Regions from separate parts of the Homo sapiens genome. Here region 1 is linked to region 2. Evidence: chromatin contacts called from ENCODE Hi-C or POLR2A ChIA-PET data. All regions are on one chromosome and are shown on one strand. Each heading gives the region's core, a stretch centred on a gene start or an enhancer-like site at or near the end of the contact. The rest is flanking DNA. Distances are from core to core; before and after follow the strand shown. Region 1 overlaps NFATC2 (nuclear factor of activated T cells 2). Region 2 overlaps ATP9A (ATPase phospholipid transporting 9A (putative)).

The links. A loop is a pair of places that touch in the nucleus more often than their neighbours do. ChIA-PET counts read pairs that join two places held with the same protein, here RNA polymerase II (POLR2A). Pooled maps may share reads with other maps.
Region 1: a loop to region 2 is called in a map of OCI-LY7, with 6 times the contacts of the local background. The contact joins two enhancer-like sites. A Hi-C loop is called at or near these places in 4 of 168 maps with a recorded cell type or tissue (HCT116, OCI-LY7, esophagus muscularis mucosa and 1 more), 4 of 37 single-sample maps with no recorded cell type and 17 of 50 pooled maps. POLR2A ChIA-PET finds 5 or more read pairs at or near these places in 3 of 52 experiments (IMR-90, PC-9 and Panc1).

Annotation. Positions count from the first base shown.
Region 1 is chr20:51,459,716-51,462,415 of GRCh38, forward strand. The region is part of intron 5 of NFATC2 (nuclear factor of activated T cells 2); the gene reads right to left. Among named protein-coding and RNA genes, the nearest start is that of MIR3194, 8.1 kb to the left of the region's middle. Within about 2 kb of position 1,301, at least 4 of the 41 ENCODE cell types and tissues checked have a DNase peak (open chromatin) inside an H3K27ac peak, as active enhancers do; they include OCI-LY7, where a contact is called at or near this core.
Region 2 is chr20:51,593,861-51,596,560 of GRCh38, forward strand. ATP9A (ATPase phospholipid transporting 9A (putative)) reads right to left here. Exons shown (of 28, transcript NM_006045.3): 28 at 2,654-2,700. Among named protein-coding and RNA genes, the nearest start is that of NFATC2, 52 kb to the left of the region's middle. Within about 2 kb of position 1,276, at least 9 of the 41 ENCODE cell types and tissues checked have a DNase peak (open chromatin) inside an H3K27ac peak, as active enhancers do; they include OCI-LY7, where a contact is called at or near this core.

The sequences.
Region 1 (2,700 bases), core at 51-2,550, 130 kb before region 2:
AAAAACTACAAAAATTGGCCGGGCCTGGTAGCATGTACCTGTAATCCCGGCTACTTGGGTGGCTGAGGTGGGAGAATCGCTTGAACCCAGGAGGCGGATGTTGCAGTGAGCCGAGATCACGCTACTACACTCCAGGCTGGGCAATAAAGCAAGACTTCATCTCAAAAAAACAAACAAAGAAACAAAACAAAACAAAAAAAAGTTCTGCAACTACAGAGTAGTGGTAGTTGCACAATATTGTGAATGTACTTCATGTACTGAATTGCATACTTGAAAATAGCTAAAATGGTAAATTTTATGTGTATTTTACCACAATAGGAGAAAATATCCTATATAAGACAAAACAGCCCATGCTTAGCACACAGTAACAACTCAAGACATGATGGTCTTTGCTATCGTTGACTTTCAAAAATGCCCCTCTTTTTCTTGCTAAGTTATTTTCACAACACTTTATTTGTTTAAACCCTTAAATCATAGCCCTACAGCAAGGAAGACACTATCACTCCCATCTAGAGAGGAGAGGACAGATGCTCAGAGCTCAGCTTCAGTGAAGGGCAGCACGTGCTCTTGGTTAAGGCTATAGTGTTGGACACCCCCCTGGTTGATCCTTGTAGGGGTTTTCACAGCTCTGAGCCTCAGTCTCCCCATCTGTAAAATGGGGCTGTTAACAGTCCCACTTCACAGGTCATTACGAGGATTAAACAAGTTCATCAAAAGCGTGTCTGGCTTAATAAACATGGGTCAGCAAGGTTAGCAACACTAAAAGCTGTAGCTTCTGAGAGGCTGTATGTGCCAGCCATAGACATTGTTGTCTTATATATTTTAGCATATATGTACCAAACATATGCATGTGTGTACACAGGTCACCTCTGTGGTCACTGCTGTTCTCGGTGAATCCTGAGCCATAACCCAGGTTTCTTCTTCTTTTTTTTTTTTTAATAGAGACTGGATGTTGCCATGTTGCCTAGGCTGATCTCAAACACCTGAGCTCAGGCGATCCGCACGCCTCGCCCTCCCAAAGTGCTGGGATCATAGGCATGAGCCACTACGCCTGGCCCAGGTTTCTTGACCCCAGTTGCCAGTGTTTCTCAAAGTGTGGCTCTCAGGTCACCTGTAGCAGAATCTTCCCCCAGCAACGCAGGGTCAGAAGGTGCTAGATAAAAATGCAGATACCCAGGCCACATCCCTCACCCTCTGTGCCCCAATCTCTCGGGCAGAGGCCAGACATTTGCATTTTAACAATCTTTCCGGGTGACTTGTCACGCACGTTTGCTTAAGAGCCAAGTTCCACACTTAAGAGGCCACCTGAGGACGGGGAACTCCTCCAGGGCAGGCCCCAGTCCTCAGAGAACCCAGAGGCAAAGCAATTAGCTTTTGAAAGAGGAACTGAAGCCAGCGCACAGCAGCCCAAATTACCCTCCTGAGCTCTACTTCTCTATTGCTCTCTGATGCAACCTCCATCACCTATGGCTGCTAATTGGGGTGACAGGTCCAGGGTGGGTGGGAGGCTCTAAGGAAGCCCAGTGGGCCTCCCAGGCTTGCACCCACCCTCCTCATCAGCCCCCCTTTCTCCCATTCATTTCTGAGACTGCAGACAATCCAAACCGCACAGCCTGCAGTTTTCCAACCAAACCAGGCACCTTGCTTTTAAAGTCATCTTTGAGGGCCTGGCTCAGGCCTGCGGGTGAAGTCTTGACCTCTGCTCCAGCTTAAGCTTCAAGGTGGCCCCTGCAAAGTGACTTCCCCAGGCTTCCCTCCTGCCCCTGGATTCTGGCACGTCATAAAGTGGCTTGGGGGGGCTCTTGTATTTTATGAGCTCTGAATCAACAGGACGCTGTTGGTTTAACCAGTTTGGGTGTTGACTTTGTCTTGCAACTGTGCCCACCTGCAGCACAGCAGCAGCCACCGCAAAGGTTCAGCGAAGAAAACTGACACCGGCACAGGGTTCCCCCACATCGCCCAAGTAGGCCTGGAAATGGGAAGTTATTGCCTGACTATCTGAAATTCGCCGTCAAGCCGGGTGGCCAAGAATTACGATCTATCCAAGAACCTCAGGAGAGACTGGTTAGAGAAATTCGCTCCTACAGAGAGGGCAGTTTCTGTTAATAACAGCGGACAGGCTGGGTGTGGTGGCTCACCCCTGTAATCCCAGCACTTTGGGAGGCCAAGGTGGGCAGATCACTTGAGGTCAGAACTTCGAGACCAGCCTGGCCAAGGTGGTGAAACCCCATCTCCACTAAAACTACAAAAAAAGTTAGCTGGGCGTGGTGGTACGTGCCTGGAATCCCAGCTACTTGGGAGGCTGAGGCAAGAGAATTGCTTGACCTGGGAGGTGGCGGTTGCAGTGAGTTGAGATTGCACCACTGCCCTCAAGCCTGGGTGACACAGCAAGACTCTGTTTCAACAATAAAAATAAATTTAAATTTAAGAAATAACAGGCCGGGCAGGGTGACTTATGCCTGTAATCCCAGCACTTTGGGAGGCTGAGGCTGGCAGATCACCTGAGGTCAGGAGTTTGAGACCAGCCTGGCCAACATGATGAAACCCCATCTCTGCTAATAATACAAAAAAAAAAAAAAAAATAGCTGGGCATGATGGCACGCACCTGTAATCCCAGCTACTTGGGAGGCTGAGGCAGGAGAACTGCTTGAACCCGGTAGGCAGAAGTTGCAGTGAGTCGAGATCGCGCCACTGCACTCC
Region 2 (2,700 bases), core at 26-2,525:
TTCTGCACATCTCCTACCCATCCCCCAACACTTTTTCCATTCCTTCTGGACTCTGCAATCTTTCTCAAAGGAAATAAAAAATAGTCCTGGGCTTATCTGGACCTGATCTGATCAAAGAAAAAAAATGTATTTCTTTTAAATCTCTTGAAAACAAACACCACAGGCTTAGAACACCAAGTTCTTAATGTAAGCAAACAGAACCTGCTGGCTGAATTCTAAGAAATGAGCCCTGGCTTGGTATCAAGCATAGGTTGTGGGGCCGATGACTTCACATGTGACTCAGTTACCCCAAATTTCAGGGGGAATCCATTTCAAAATCAAAACGTCAACATGGAAAGTGGAGGGTGGCTTTGTTTGGGCATTCCTGCAAGAAGGCAGGCTTTCTGAAAAGATGCTATGTTATAGATAACTCATCCACAAAAGGGGGGCAGGAGGGATGGGGAGAAACCCCAGGATTGGGTGTATTTCTCGGCTAAGGCTTTGGATGCAAACTGATCCGGGAATGCGTGATCCTCCAAAAATCCACCAGCCCCCAAAGTGCTTGAGTTACCCCTCCGACCACAGCCACATGGAAAATGAAATTAAATCCCACGGAAAGATTTGACTTTTTTAACATTATGCAATGTTTGGGTGAAAAAAGGGGGGTGGGGAGAGGGAGATCAGAAAAAAATTCATCTTTTTCCCAGAGTTTAGCAGAGCTATTTCTAGCTTTTAATGATACATTTCACCATCACTTCATGGGTAGTTTTGAGAGGCGCGAAGGCGGGACCGGTTCTGTTATGTAACCCATTTAAAGTAGGAAATTAGCAAGTCCTGAATGAATTCTGTCACTGTGCTCCCACTTCTGGAAAATTTGGAGCGACTACAGTTCTATTTTGAGGTGAGCAAATCCATCATTTATAGACCTCCTCACAAATACCACAGGGCTTCATGTCACCCTGAAAAGTTTCATAACAAAAACACTAAAAGTACTTGGGGTGTTGGTACATTTCGTCTCAAAACCTTATTAGACTGAACAGTGAATTGGCAAAGCTTCCTACTTGCCAATTATTCAAAAATGCAAATATCCAAGAGCAAATAAATATTCATCTCTCACCCTCCCTGCCTTTTTTTTTTCCTTTTTTTTTTTTTTAACTAAGTCCAGCAAAATATTCTGGTCAACAACATGAAAAGAAATGTCTGTTTTTCACGGAGCCTCTGGCCATGAAATAAATTCTGAAGCTATGAAAGCACAGTCTTGAAACTCAGGGCAGTTGGGCACGTGGGGTCCGGCTGGTTGTGGAAAACAGGAAACAGCAATGTCTTTCAGTCCTCAAGTTCCCCCTAGCGGCTCCGGCGGAGGAGTGTCCGCACATGGACGGAAGTTCACTGCAGGCAAATGCAGAGGCTTAAGGTCGTGCAGGGATAGCACACGTTTAAGGGAAAGCATGGTCGGTCCCTACCTTTGAAACCACATACCTTCCTTTTGCTGCTGTCATGAGATAACACAACTAAGTTACAATTATCTTTCTAATCTATATACTGAGGATGGCCCTTTCCATTGAGAACCAAAAAGAGGGAACCAGCAGCTCACACTGCAGACAGCCACTAATTACACCATTTGGTATAGTATTTGGTATAGTAGGCGGAGGCATAACTTGCTTCCTGAGACACACGAGCTTATACCTCCGGGCCCTTTTACAAATACAGACAGACAAATGGTACAGCTGACACGTGCCAATTAAATTAGGGTTTCTCTGGCTGGGCGTATGGGCTCATGCCTGTAATCCCAGCACTTTGGGAGGCTGAGGCAGGCAGATCACCTGAGGCCTGGAGTTCGAGACCAGCCTGGCCAACATGGTGAAACCCCGTCTCTACTAAAGATACAAAACTTAACCGGGCGTGGTGGCAGGCCCAGCTACTCAGAAGGCTGAGGCAGGAGAATCGCCTGAACCTGGGAGGCGGAGGTTGCAGTGAGCCAAGATTGCACCACTGCATTGCAGCCTAGATAACAGGGCAAGACTCCACCTCGAAAAAAAATAATTAGGGTTTCTCAATGTTGGCACTTTTGACACTTTGGGCTCTGTTGTGGGGGCCACCCTGTGAATCACAGGGTGTTCGGCAGCATCTCTTGCTTGTAGCACTCCTCTTCCCCGAGTTGTAACAACTGAAAAGGTCTTCATACCGCCACGTGTCCCCCAAGGGACAAAAATCACCCAATTGATTTCAACTACTTCCTACACAAAAGCTTTTTTTGTTTTGTTTTGTTTTGAGACGGAGTCTTGCTCTGTTGCCCAGGCAGGAGTGCAGTGGCACAATCACGACTCACTGCAGCCTCGACCTCCGAGGCTCAGGTGATTGTTCCGCCTCAGCTTCCCAAGTCGCTGGGACCACAGGCTTGAGCCAGTACACCCAGCTCGTTTTCTTGTATTTTTTGTACATGAGTTTCACCACGTTACCCAGGCTGGTCTCAAACTCTGGGCTCAAGCAATCCTCCTGCCTTGGTCTCCCAAAGCTGGGATTACAGACATGAGCCACTGCGCCGGGCCTTAAAAATTTTTTCTGCCTAAAACTTAACTGACTGTTCCTATATGTTCCATCCCTCGATAAAAAAAAAAAAAAAAGATTCCAGTCATCGAGGACCGTGTATAGAAATACAATATGAAGCTTATGGTTTTCATCTTATTTTCCATTTATATCTATCACCTTTTGAAATTCTGA